Regions from separate parts of the Homo sapiens genome. Here all the other regions are linked to region 2. Evidence: chromatin contacts called from ENCODE Hi-C or POLR2A ChIA-PET data. All regions are on one chromosome and are shown on one strand. Each heading gives the region's core, a stretch centred on a gene start or an enhancer-like site at or near the end of the contact. The rest is flanking DNA. Distances are from core to core; before and after follow the strand shown. Region 1 holds the start of SLC7A11 (solute carrier family 7 member 11). Region 2 holds the start of ELMOD2 (ELMO domain containing 2). Region 3 holds the start of GAB1 (GRB2 associated binding protein 1).

Region 1 (4,509 bases), core at 1,988-4,487, 2.3 Mb before region 2:
TCCATGGGGAAACATTCGCCATGTTGGTAGGCTGTCCAGAAAAGGATCCAATATAAAATGTTATTGGGAAGAGTCTTAAGTACCTCAGAATTTATTGTCAGAGAATCAATACCTAGACCTCTATATGCTTTACTGAAACTCCAGGATGGTTGCCCTAGGTTTAAACTGAGTTCTGGGGGAATGATTTTCATTTAAAGGTCTCAAGCTTCATAACCATTTTGCCCAGATGAAAAAAGTTCAAAACAAGATGTAAAAATCCATGTATTGACCCTTCACTTAAAAAAAAAGTATATATATGTATTAAACCAAATGTACAGATTCTTTACAGTTGGTCCCAAAGTTCTAGAGTCTTTTTAAAAAGAAGGATTATTTTTTCTTCAGATTTTGCTTTGCTTGCTGTTACAGAGGCACTCCTGTCCAAAAGCTTCTGGTAACTTAAGTGACAAATGCAATGCAAATAAAGATAAGTAGATTAATACAAGAGCACACTCCCTGCAATTACTAATCAAAGAATACCAACTCAAGTGTAATGTTAGCTAGTCTCCTTAGCTGTTTCTCTCTTTTTATTTTTTTTTGAGCTTTTGCTTCAGATGATATGTAATACTTATGCATAAGCATATTTTCATAGTGCAAGTCAACACACTTTAACTAGTTCAATACTCATACTGATCTATTTTATTACATCTGAATAATCTTTTATTATGTGCAAAAATTGAATCACATAGTGGAAGCTGCATGCACATAAGTACGCAAAGTCCAGTAAACTGGTTGTGGTTTTTCTGATTAGATATTGATTTATTCTGAATATATAAAGTGCTGTAGGAAGATTTAAAGGCTGAGGGTGCACAAAATCATTTAAGATGATCAACAATTAGGTTTCTCTTTTTCTATAAGTGCATATACCAGAGCTATTTTAATATTAATAGTGGCTAAGGGTACTATTAGAGTTTTTCATAATGATATTACTCCAAATTATTTTATAAAGATGGGAAGTAATACTGGGAAATAATGATACACAATTGTTACTGAATATTTAATAAAGCACAAGTTAGTTATAAATAATACCACAAACTCTCTCTAAAAACCCCAAATAATTCCTCTATAAATCTTTCTATACTACTTGTTTTAACAAGTTCTATTTAAAATAACTTCTTCCTAAAAATGGAATTTGAGGACCGGGCGCGGTGGCTCATATCTGTAATCCCAGCACTTTGGGAGACTGAGGTGGGTGGATCACGAGGTCAGGAGATCGAGACCATCCTGGCTAACATGGTGAAACCCCATCTCTACTAAAAAATACGAAAAATAAGCCCAACGTGGTGGCACACACCTGTAGTCCCAGCTACTCGGGAGGCTTAGGCAGGAGAATTGCTTGAACTTGGGAGGCGGAGGTTGCAGTGAGCCGAGATCACACCACTGCACTCCAGCCTGGGCAAAGAGCGAGTCTCTGTCTCAAAAAAAAAAAAAAAATGGAATTTGAGTTCTCTAGATGAGTGTCAAACCAATGATTTAAAACATCACAAGGCCTGAGTAGAAAGAATGAATTGATTGGTACACATGGGAACAGGAGTTAGTACTTGTTAATTAGTCCTAGAGTTAGCGTTAGTACTTGTTAGTTAGTGTTAGTCCCAGAGTTAAGACAAAGAGCAACTTTAAAGTACAGAATCTTTCCCAAGAAGAGTAAATAAATCCTCATAGCATAAATCAAATTTAATGTTTGACAGTTCACCAGTTTTTATCATCTTTACAACAAACTCAGGTAGCTCTCTAGTAATTTGCCTACTCCATAAGGGGGCATTTATTTACCTCTTTACTATTAATTCTCAGATCAATAGAAGAGACATAAACTTTGAAGAAAAATTCATAATTATACTTCTGCCAGTTCCCTTCAGATTAATTTAGTGAACAGGTGGACAAATTCTCTGTGTCCCTGGAGAACAAGTGAAATATAATGAAAAAAACAGATCTGGGCAAGTACAGAAAACTAACGCCCAACTGAAGTTTTAAAACTTATATTGCAAAAGTGTATGGGTATTGAGAAGAGATGAAAGGTTGAAAAGTAATTTGAAATATGCTCAGGCCATTGCAATATACCCCATTATGATAGGGATTGAGTTATGCGCCATCATACATCTCTCCCATGTCAAGGACTTTTGAAAGGATATTAAGAGGTGACAAGCACATGAACTTAAAAAATATTTTTATAAAGACTGCCACCCATTTGTTTGGCTAATAAAAAGTCAGTAAGACTTCTGCTGAACACTCCGTTCTATGTCTAAATAGCCCATGCCAGGTTCCACTTCACAGGTGTCTCATTCAGCATGCCAGCTGCCAGAATGCCCAAGCTAAGTGTACAACTGCCCGGCACAGAAAGTGTGCATGTTTTTTACTGGGTCATGAAAGTTAGCCTTTGCTCTCATCACCACAGAGAAAAGTCAGAAGATAGCCTGTCTTAGTCAGGAAAAGAAAGTACAGCCTGTAGGAAGCAATTTGAGGGTGTTCCAGATCACACCAACAGCGGATGCTGCATCTGGGTAGTTCACGTACCCGAACAAAAATTTTAAAAATTTGGTGTGGCCTTTGCCATCCATTCACTCCTCAAAAACTACCATTTGCTTTCCCAGAAAGCAAGCTTTCCAGCCCCACAGCCACGCCCCCACGAGAGAAAAAGTCGCACTCACCAAATAGTGACAGGACCCCACACACCGTCCAGATGGTCAGAGACATGCCCACGCTGCCCGTGTTCTGGAGCACGCCCTTAGGAGAGATGAAGATTCCTGCTCCAATGATGGTGCCAATGATAATGGAGACTCCCCTCAGTAAAGTGACTTTCCTCTTCAGCTGCACTTTCTCCTGCCCAGGTGGCTCCTTGTTGCCCAGGGAAGGCAGCCTCCCGTTAACATTTCCCTGCAGGTAACCTCCTTTGGAGATGGTGGACACAACAGGCTTTCTGACCATAGTAGGGACACACGGGGGAAAAATAAAACAGAGGGAAAGAAAACAAAACTTTCAACTTTGGTGTCTCTTGGTGTTACTGATCGATGTCTTCCTCTGCTTTCAGACTGTCTCTCTCAGCGCTATAGTGTTCACAGGTGAAAACTCAAAGGTGTGCTTTTTCCTTCACAGCGATCTAATTACTACTCAGAAACACCTGTGTATGCATCGTGCTCTCAATTCTCCACCTCCTCGTTCCACCACTGCTGCTGCTGCTGCTGCTGCCGCCCTATCATTACAAACCAGCTCAGCTTCCTCATGGGCTTGTATTTAAGCGCCTGCCTGTCACACCAACTTACTACAGCTAAATGATGATGCAAATTCTCCAGGTTTGCATCAGCCACATGAGAAGCCTCCAGCATTACTCAGCTCTTTTTTTTAAAAAAAGAAAAAAACAGGAGGAGCTTGTTGCTCAACTGACCTAAGCTTTTTAGAGAACAAAGCACACACTTTAAAGAGATTTTAGCCAATCCAGAAGTAGTAAATTCGGAACAGACCTTCCCAGAGATTTAAAGCAACTCGTAGTGAGCAACAAAAGCTGTTCAAACAAAATGAAACAGGAAATAGTTACTTCATTTTAAGGAGTTTCTTTTTCTTTAATGCGTGTATAAAAACATTTTACATGCGACTGTTTTGTGAGTAGAATGTATCCTAAAGCTACATTGTTTATAACAACACAGTTTGAATTTCATAATTTGTGTAATGCTTTTTATTTTTTTATTTTGAGTTTTTTATAAGGCAATACAGTCAAATCCAATATTTACAAAATTAAAGATTCTACACTTTATACTTCTGTCACATACACACAACTATAAGCCTTCCTCAACATTAAAAGATAAAATTATTTCTTACTACTCATAATAAACCAGTATTTTAAATCACCATCCGAGTGTGACTAATACAAAATTCACCATGACTCCAGAAAATAGTCATTTTCTGATTCTCATTAGCACTAGGTGATTTTTTTGAACTATGTAAAAGATACATATCCTTCATTGTCATGTTGTTCCTTTGAATTACCAAAAAAAATTTCTAAGTTCAAAATTACACAATTACAATTACATAAAAATATGTATATAGCAAAAGCCTGTAAAGGAAAACAGAATGGTAGTTATAGAAAGTAATGATATTATGTATGACTTTTTTCCACATTATATAAACTATTGTTATTATTATAAATTTAAAATGCATTAAAAATGTAAGCTAAATTAAAATATTTACTTTGCAATAGTCAAAAAGGCAAAACATTTTTAAACCCTTCTAACTTTCTCAACCAAGTGTCAAGAAAAAACAAATATGAAAAGAAAAGAAATCCTAGATATCATTTTTGGCTATAGTTACATGTGGTTTTGGATTCAGTGAGAAGAATTGAATGTTATCATTACCCTGAAGCTACCTTTATACGCACCATTAAATAAGCTTCTGAACCTTTGAACAAAAACCACAAACAAAAAGCCTGTGTGCGAGAGGTTGGCAGGGAAAGAAGGGAGTCAAGTATGGTGAGGATGATCAAAG
Region 2 (4,457 bases), core at 119-2,618:
TAGATGATAGTTATAAGTTCTCTTTAAGATTTAAGATTCTGTGATTTTACTATTGTAGTGTCTATCCAGACTTCATTACCAAGTTCATTGTTGGTATGGGACAGGGATGACGGCTTATGCACCCTGCACATGGCTAGTGTTCTACAATTAGTCCATTTTTTAAACGCTGGTTGAGATGTGGGAAAGTATGTATCACTTGCTTCAATTCAAGGAGTTGGAAGGAATATACATATATACACTTGCATATAATATTTTTGGAATTAGAAACAAGAAAGTAATACTGGTTGCTTCTGAGCAAGGTGACGGAGGTATCAGGAGTTTTGGGTGGATGGGGAAATTTGTTTTCAGTATCAGTTGTCCTTTGTATTTATATTCTACTCTCCCCCTTGCTCTTTCTCCTCCAGCCACCCCGGCCTTCTTGCTCTTCCTCCAACATTTCAAAAACCCTCCCAATTCAAGGTCTTTGCACTTGTCATTCTGGTGCCTGGATCACTCTCCCTCCAGATACTCCCACAGTAAACTCCCTTACTTCGTTCAATGAGGCCAAAATGCCACGTTAATAATGAGACTTCCTTGACCACACTGTATGCAATGACTTCCCCCACAGACTCCCCATTACCCCTTAGCTAACAACCCCTATACCCTTAACATTTAGTAGCATCTGACATATTAAATATTTGGCTGTTTGTTTCGTGTTTGACTGCCTTTTGGAACACTGCCTGTGCTAACAATCAACAAATACTTGTTGAATTAAGAAACTTACTGCTTGAGGTTTTTAAAAAGTAATCACGAAATTACTTTTTCAACAAAAACAACCAGTTAGGGAATAAACATTTGATAAATTAACTTTTAGACCTATAGTATTATAGGATAAAGTCCAAACTTCGTTTCTCAACACATGGACTTTCCTCATCTGCCACGTATTGGCCACAGTCAAGTAGCCGGTTCCCTTTTCTCGTGCATAAAGTGGAGTTATTCATAATTACTTCACAGAATTAAGATTCAATGCAGATGAAAGCGCTTTTGTAACTAAGGCACTATAAGTTACCGTAAGCACAGGGTTTCTTCCGCGCTTGGAGCCTAGGAATAGTACAAGGTGTCAACCCGCGCTAAGGACCTGAGGTTCAAGGAGGGAAAAGTCTCCAGCGCAGCGCTAGGAGGCGCTACTCCGGCGCGGGGCGGGGCTCCTGGCCGCCGTTGCCAGGGAAACCGTCTGGGCGTCCCTAGTATCTGAGCCCTCGCGCCTGGGCCACTCAGCTCGACCTCTCTCCAGCGTTAGCAATAGGTGGAGCGCGGGCCAATCGGAAGAGGCCGGAGGGGCGGGGCGGGCAGTGGCCCTGGGAAGGCGGGTCCGCGGCCTCGCTCCCTGACTTCCGGGTCGCGGTGCTTGAAGGGAGTGTTCCGTCGTTTCCGTTGCCGGCTGTTTGCAGTGGGGAAACCGAGGCAGCTCCTGCTCCCCCTAGTTCTTCCGCTCCTGTGAGGTGGCTGCTGTTTCTTTTCCTCTTGCCCCGGATGCCTCGGTGCGGCTGCACTGAGAGCGCGCGGGCTCGCGAGCCCCGCGGGGTTCTGCGGGAACCCGGGGGCGCCTGGGCCGGCGGGTCTTTGTGCGAGCCCTGCCCTCCCATTCGCGGGCGGCGCGCGAGGGGGGTCGGCGCAGAGACGCCCAGAGCCCTGGGGTGCTCAGGCGCCGCTACGCGTGCATCCCCTCTGCTCGGCAGTTCTGCGCTTTTGTCCTAATGAGCGCGGACTAGATGGCTTGATTTTCAAGATAATGATCAACCCAGCTGTGCTATGCGCTCTTTCTGCACTGACCTGCGGGTACTTCGAACTTCGACAGTCCCTCCTCAGGCCCTAGTCCAGAGGTGACGTGTCTGTGGGAATGTTTAAGGCAGGAAGGAGACGAGCAATTTTGTTTTTAAGTATCTCCCTCTCACTAGTATCTCCCTGACTTTTTCATTTAGAAGCTGAAGAATTTTCTTATGGCATAAGATATAGTTGTATCGAGTGTGTACTTAGCAAAACAAAAACTTGTTAGTATTTCTGCCCTTGACCTATTGAATGGAAAATCAAGAATGAGCTAAGGTGTTATATACTCAGTGTTCAACTTGTATACTTAAGTTTGTAGTGTTTTTATTTGCTGGCATCACCTGACTGGGACAGTTGTAACGAATTATCCACATGGGATAAGAAGAGTGTATTCTATAAAAACAACTCTGATGTTTTGGTATATATTTTAATTGTTGATTAGTTGGAGTCCTCTTGATCTTGAACTGTTGAGCCCCAGTTCTCAAAGAATGGGAAGTTAGGAAACTAAGATATGAAATACAATTATTTAGCAAAAAGTGCAAACCATTCTGTTACTCTTTCAAGCCATTGAATAGTTTGAGTACATTGTTTGAATTTTAGTTTTGAAAAAGTGATTAATTGGCCATTTGATCATCAATTAATAGCGGTATATATTACACCTGCCATTGTTTTTAAATGCCTAATTAAACTGTCAAAACAGACACAATGAAATGATAGATACATAATTTGAGATTTGATCAGTTGTATAAACTTTTTAAATTTTAAAATTCAGTTTAAGGTCATTAAGCTTGTCTTGTATGTTTCCCTCCTCCAGGAAAAAAAAATGTTTATTTCTTTGTGGGAGTTCTTCTATGGGCACTTTTTTCGATTTTGGATGAAATGGCTATTACGACAGATGACTGGGAAGTGTGAATTGCAGCGAATATTTGATACCTATGTAGGTGCACAAAGGACACACAGGATAGGTAATGTTATTCAAAAAGAAAAAGTACTAATAAAAGTTTAACGGAGTGTTTTTCTCAGGACTCACAGTGACAGATGTATTTCTTTTGTATCCTGACAAGTCACTTAAACTGAATTTCATAAGCTCTGAAGTCCCGCTTTGACTCCTTCAGCTCTAAAATTGTATGAATTTATAGAAAAAGTGGTTATTTAATTGCTTATGTGTGGAAAGAATTCTCTGGCTCCTGAAGTTTATCGGTTATTCCTTAGATTATAGTTGCAACCTATTTTCTGGTGAAAAATTTCTATACTTACATAATCCCTTTGAAATTTTCACTCACATGGTGGGAAGAATGAGTGCCTCAGTCTACATCCATTTTTATACTTAGGATCCTTCATCAGTCTTTTACTTTCTTACTGTTACTTATGAAAGGCCTGTAATTATGTATCCAGTGGTCTCTAGGAAAGATTATTAGACTCATTCTCACTGTCCAATACCATAGCCAATAGCCACATTATATTGAGCATTTGAAATGTGGCTAGTCTAAATTGAGATGTGCTGTAAGTGTAAAATATAAACTGTATTTCAAAGACTTATAAGAAAATGTAAAAAGTCCCAGTAATTGTTTATATTCTTTGTATGTTGAAATGGTAATATTTTGGATATGTTGGGTTAAAAATATATTAAAATGTTATCTGTTTCTTTTTACTTTAATGTGGCTATACAGAATTTTAAAGTACACAAATGGGTCACATTTTGGCTTGTGTTATATTTCTGTTGAACAGTGTTGCTCTGTTACCTTCTAAAATACATCAGTTTTCAGTGCTTCATTGAAAATTTTACTCTAAAATTTGAACACAGATGAGTAAGAACTGTGTTTTGAAGTCGCTTCTTTTCAGCCAGGGTAAGGAAGAGCAGAGAAGTGCTCTAGCTCATGCTCTCTGTGTTAAACGGAAAATTGTGAATTAGCCAGATTTTTTTTTTGTGTTGATCAAGTGTGCTTCGACTGAGAAATCAACCCCTGTCAGGTTAAGAGAGTGGAGTATTGGCAAATGGAACCTGTATCCAAGACAACATCGGAAGAATGACAGACAGACGCTGCCTCATAGCAGCTGGTTGATTAAGTTTAATTACTTTCCTAGTTTTCTTACAACTTCATGGTTGACTTAAATTATTGCTGCTCTTTTAATTTGCCCTTTTGACTACTCAAAAGAACAAAGTACCTCTTGATAAGAAATCTCTTCAGGCAGTATGGGTTGGTGTTTTATAGTGTGGGGGAAGAATATATATAAAGGCATTTGTTTGTGGCAAAAGCATTTTTCCTAAATTTTTCAAATTGCTGAGAAAAGATTATTCGTAAATGTGCCAGAAAATTTTTTAAATAGACCAATAAAAATGTTCCTGTGATTCTTGATATAGAAACCAGGAATGGAGAAGCTATTTGTCTGGTGACAGAAGGGTTGACCAGATAATCTGAAGTCCTTGCCTATTTGTTGTACGATTTGGTTGCTATCACCTCAAATCTAAAGGCTCAGGCTAACAAATGAAAATGCAGTAGAGAGCACTCTCATTGTAGTCTTAAGATGAGTTTCTGGGACCTGAGCTACTGTGACACAATTATGGGTGAATTTGCAGTGGTTAGTAGACACTTTGGGGTCTAAACAGAAACATATGACCCCAGGTAATGAGGTTGGTGTCACCTCTTTGA
Region 3 (4,268 bases), core at 862-3,361, 2.8 Mb after region 2:
GTCTCTAAACCCCAGTGGGAACCAGGCTTTTTCAGATTTTTCTTTTTTGAGACTGAGTCTCAATCTGTAGTTTTGTTGACTCTTTATTTGCTTACTACCCTATGCCACTACCTCCATATATGCAGGGATCTTTGTCTTGTCACCACTCCAGCACCTAATTTCTTATTACAATCATCTAACATTTTCAAACTCAGAGGAGCTTCAGAATATGAATGTTGTGTTAATAAGAAAATGACTGAAGTTATGTCTTTCCAGAAATGCTCATTTATGTCGTCATATTTTTAGCACTTTTATCTGATTATATTATCTGCTGAAATTGGCTTTGGGGCTTTTTCACAAATAAATTGGAGAAGATGTTTATTACAGAATCATGTTAAACTCAGGACCAGTATAATAATTGTGAAACACACAAGGAAGTAGGCAAATAGAACTAGGGTACCCAGTAAATTTCCTTCCTTCCTTCTTTCTCTCTCTCTCTCTTTTTTTTTTTTTTTTTTTTTGACGGAGTTTTGCTCTTGTTGCCCAGGCTGGAGCGCAGTGTCGCGATCTCGGCTCACCGCAATCTCCGCCTCCCGGGTTCAAGCTATTTTCCTGTCTCAGCCTCCCGAGTAGCTGGGATTATAGGCGCGCGCCACTACGCCCGGCTAATTTTTGTATTTTTAGTAGAGATTGGGTTTCTCCATGTTGGTCAGGCTGGTCTTGAACTCCCGACCTCAGTTGATCCGCCCGCCTCGGCCTCCCAAAGTGCTGGGATTACAGGCGTGAGCCACCGCGCCCGGCCAAGTGTCCCTCTTCTAGTCCAGCATCCGAACAGTAGATTTCAAACAAATACAAAGTTAAGTGGAATAGGCAACAAATGGAAGGGGTGTGAGACTTCAAAATGTCTCAGAGATAGGACCCAACCAAATCCTTGGCCTCGCCAAGCGCCCCCATCACTCTGGCAGAACAGCTCCAGAGACCAGCCCTGGCCAGCCCTGGGTCCCCATCTGTCCTCCCCTCCAAGCTGGTAGCTCCCGCGCCCTCTTGGTCTGTCCTTTAATCTCGCGCGGCGGGGACCGGCAGGATGGTGGTCTCCCCGCGGTTTTGCCTTTCAGGCTCTCAAGTAAAGAAAACCCTCGAAACTCCTGATCTCGAGCACAGCACAAGCTCCGAGCTGGCACCGGGCTGAGTCAAGATGGCAAGCCCCGGACTGAACATTCGAATGTCCCTCAGTCTTCCCCGCGCCCAAGCCCCGGTGCCTCTGCCCTAGCCGAGGCCTCTGCGGTCTTCCCGGGCGAGGAGCCGATTGGGGGCCGCCGGACGGCGGAGGACCCTGCTCCTGCTTCCCGAACTACAGATCCCAGGGTGCCTCTCGGACTCGCGCTCCCTCCCTCCCTTGCTCCCTCCCTTCGTCCGTCTCCTCCCCCGGCCCTTGTTGTTTTGGCTGGAAGCACTCCGGCGGAGTTTCAGAGAAAGTCTGGGCAGAAACCGGAGCCGGGCCTGAACGTGGGAAGGGGAGGAGGAGAGGGAGGAAGAAGGAGCCCGGCGGCCGGGAGAGGGAGGGAGGGATCGGGATCTGGGGCCGAGCCGCTCAGGACCTGCCGCGAGCCCCGGGGTGGGGGAGGCGGCGGGGGAGGAGCGCGAGGGGACGGGACAGCGGGATCCCTCCCAGGAGCCAAGCCGCCAAGCGCCTCGTTCCTCTGCTGCTCCCCGCCCTCTTCGGCGGCCGCGAGAGCGGACCCACCCTCCGGCTTGACCTGCGACCTCCCTGCGCCCGCCGCTCAGAAACGCCCCGCGCTTCGCTGCCAACCCTGCGGCTCCCTCTGTGACCCGGGACCAGCCCCGCGCCCGCTGCCCGTAGGCGGCTCGCGGCTTCCCCTTTCCTCGGCGTTCACCGAGCGCCGCGAAGTGACCCACCCTCCCCCGAGGAGAGGGAAGGAGGATCGCTCCGGGCGCATCGAAACCGAGGGCGGGTGGGCGGGCGAGCGGGCACCGCGCGGGGCATTGTGTGTGTGTGTGTGTGTGTGTGTGTGTGTGAGCAGCGCTGTGTCTGTTTCGGAAAGCGCTCTGGGGAGGTCTTGTCCCTAGGGGGCGGAGCGCAAAGGACAGAAGCTCCGGCACCGAGTCGGGGCAGAGTCCCGCTGAGTCCGAGCGCTGCTGAGGCAGCTGGCGAGACGGCACGTCTGGAGGCGAGGCGGGCGCACTGAAAGGAGGCCGGCGCGCCCGCGGCCCCGGCTCGCGTTCTGTTCAGGTTCGTGGGCCTGCAGAGGAGAGACTCGAACTCGTGGAACCCGCGCACCGTGGAGTCTGTCCGCCCAGTCCGTCCGGGGTGCGCGACCAGGAGAGCTAGGTTCTCGCCACTGCGCGCTCGGCAGGCGTCGGCTGTGTCGGGAGCGCGCCCGCCGCCCCTCAGCTGCCCGGCCCGGAGCCCGAGACGCGCGCACCATGAGCGGTGGTGAAGTGGTCTGCTCCGGATGGCTCCGCAAGTCCCCCCCGGAGAAAAAGTTGAAGCGTTATGTAAGTAGAGCTGCGGGCACCACTCCGCGGGCCTCGGCGTCCACACCCCTCCCCAGTCGGCTCGCCGGCGGCTGCAGCTGGCCGCGCGCGGGGCTGGTTCTTAAACGAATGCCGGTCTCTTTCCCCTTGGCCCCTACCCCTGGCGGGCTCGGGACAGGGTGCCTTGCACTCCCTCACGCCCAGGCATCCACTTGGCCGGACAACTTTCTTCCTCCAGGTTCCAGACAGCCTGCTTTGCGGGCCTGTTCGCCCCATAAAAGGACCTAGACGTCCAGCTAAACTCCTGCTGCATGCTTTTTTTCTTCCTTAGGAAGGATGGGGTGCGATGGAGAGAGGAGCCTTCTTCCTGCTTTATTCCTGCATCTGATTATTGGGCTGATGTGTGCTAAAGCTCCCGCACCGGGAAAACTGCCGAGGTTTTAGGGCTCACTAGCCCTTTCTTTGGTGGGCGCTCCCTCTCCTCCGCCCCTCGAGATGGGTTGCGGGAAGCGGGCTGTGGAGCTGAGGAGTTGGTAGTAGAGACAAGCATATCGAACGCGCGCAAAAGGGAAAGAAAGAAAAGTTATTACGCGCCCTGCCGTTTGCTTAGCAGGGTTCACATTTTCGCGGTTTTGAATTGAGGGACTTTGGAGTTTGGCCCGGGAGCCTTGGCGGTTTGCTGCGAGAGGAGGGCGCTGGGGGGGAGCCTAGTGGCTGGTGTTTGGGCGCCTTGGATGTGCTGTCAAACTCGGCAGGAGGGGACAGCTGAAGCCAGAAGGGATTTCAGTTGCGGTCCTTTCCCAGGGAACCAGAGTGGCTTTAATGGTGTTTGTGTAATTGATACAAGATGCTATGTGTTAAACCGTTTTAGCTGTTAGGAAAAATATTCCTTGAAAGTATCAACCTTGCTTTAGTGGAAACCTGTGTCCTCTTCAGAGGTCTGGGATCTTATTCTTCCTCCCCATTGGTTGTTTTGTTGCTGCTCCCTTGCAAAGGAAAGAAATGACACTTTTGTGCTGACATCTGGATCAAATATTTTTCTAGTAAAATGTGTTTGCAAAAGCAAAATTTATGCCCCCTTAAATATAATATAAATTTAATGCCTGTACGAAGGGAACCCGTTTGTCGTTGAGGAATATCTACACCCAGTATTAGAGCTCAGGTTAATCCTGTTAGTCACTGTTTGCTTGTATAGAACAGAGTGAAGTACACAGAGTGAAGTATTTAACTTCACTGACAACTCACCAGTGAATTTCTGATTTACTTTCTGCCAGAATTTATTATAGACAAGTAATTTTATTGAAAGACTCGATGCCACAAATCATAAGAAAGCTCTCCAGAGATGTGTAATGCCTCCAAATCCTGTCCATCTATCAGTTTTCCTGAATATCCTAGTAAAAATGCTAACTTTATTCCAAAAATATGAACGAGGCAGTGTTTTTTTTTCCAGCTGTTCTAAAGAGAAAGGTAGGGGTGTGTGTGTGTGTGTGTATGTGACAGAGAAGGAAGGGAGAAAGGGGTAGGGAGATAAATATATTTGTTTTGAGAAGGCCCAATTTAGGAAAAACAGATTCTTGGAGGAATTAAAGAATAACATATTTGCTGAACGTGAAAGTGATAATATAGGTTTAATTCATTCTTTCACATGGTTAGTTCATGGCTCACTCAAAAGACGCCAGGCACTGTATTAGACACCAACCATAAGGTCACAAAATACAGTAGGAAAAAGGAAAAAAGCCCTGCCTCTTGGGCTTAGAATTCAATTGAACTATTAACCAGGAAAGAAATCAGCC

What was found. A loop is a pair of places that touch in the nucleus more often than their neighbours do. ChIA-PET counts read pairs that join two places held with the same protein, here RNA polymerase II (POLR2A). Pooled maps may share reads with other maps.
Region 1: a loop to region 2 is called in a map of naive thymus-derived CD4-positive, alpha-beta T cell, with 9 times the contacts of the local background. The contact joins the promoter of SLC7A11 here to the promoter of ELMOD2 in region 2. A Hi-C loop is called at or near these places in 1 of 168 maps with a recorded cell type or tissue (naive thymus-derived CD4-positive, alpha-beta T cell) and 10 of 50 pooled maps. POLR2A ChIA-PET finds 5 or more read pairs at or near these places in 1 of 52 experiments (activated T-cell).
Region 3: a pooled map shows a loop between it and region 2 (7-fold over the local background). The contact joins the promoter of GAB1 here to the promoter of ELMOD2 in region 2. A Hi-C loop is called at or near these places in 6 of 50 pooled maps.

Annotation. Positions count from the first base shown.
Region 1 is chr4:138,239,112-138,243,620 of GRCh38, forward strand. It overlaps SLC7A11 (solute carrier family 7 member 11), which reads right to left and starts at 3,238. Exons shown (of 12, transcript NM_014331.4): 1 at 2,682-3,238. The coding sequence starts at 2,958. RefSeq lists enhancers at 2,584-3,783, 3,253-3,492.
Region 2 is chr4:140,522,800-140,527,256 of GRCh38, forward strand. ELMOD2 (ELMO domain containing 2) reads left to right here and starts at 1,369. Exons shown (of 9, transcript NM_153702.4): 1 at 1,369-1,481; 2 at 2,621-2,771. The coding sequence starts at 2,630. RefSeq lists silencers at 1,071-1,420, 1,611-1,730.
Region 3 is chr4:143,334,765-143,339,032 of GRCh38, forward strand. It overlaps GAB1 (GRB2 associated binding protein 1), which reads left to right and starts at 2,112. Exons shown (of 10, transcript NM_002039.4): 1 at 2,112-2,496. The coding sequence starts at 2,425. It also overlaps the pseudogene LOC124900789. RefSeq lists enhancers at 919-1,128, 2,038-2,851 and silencers at 1,321-1,488, 1,429-1,728, 1,829-1,888, 1,959-2,008.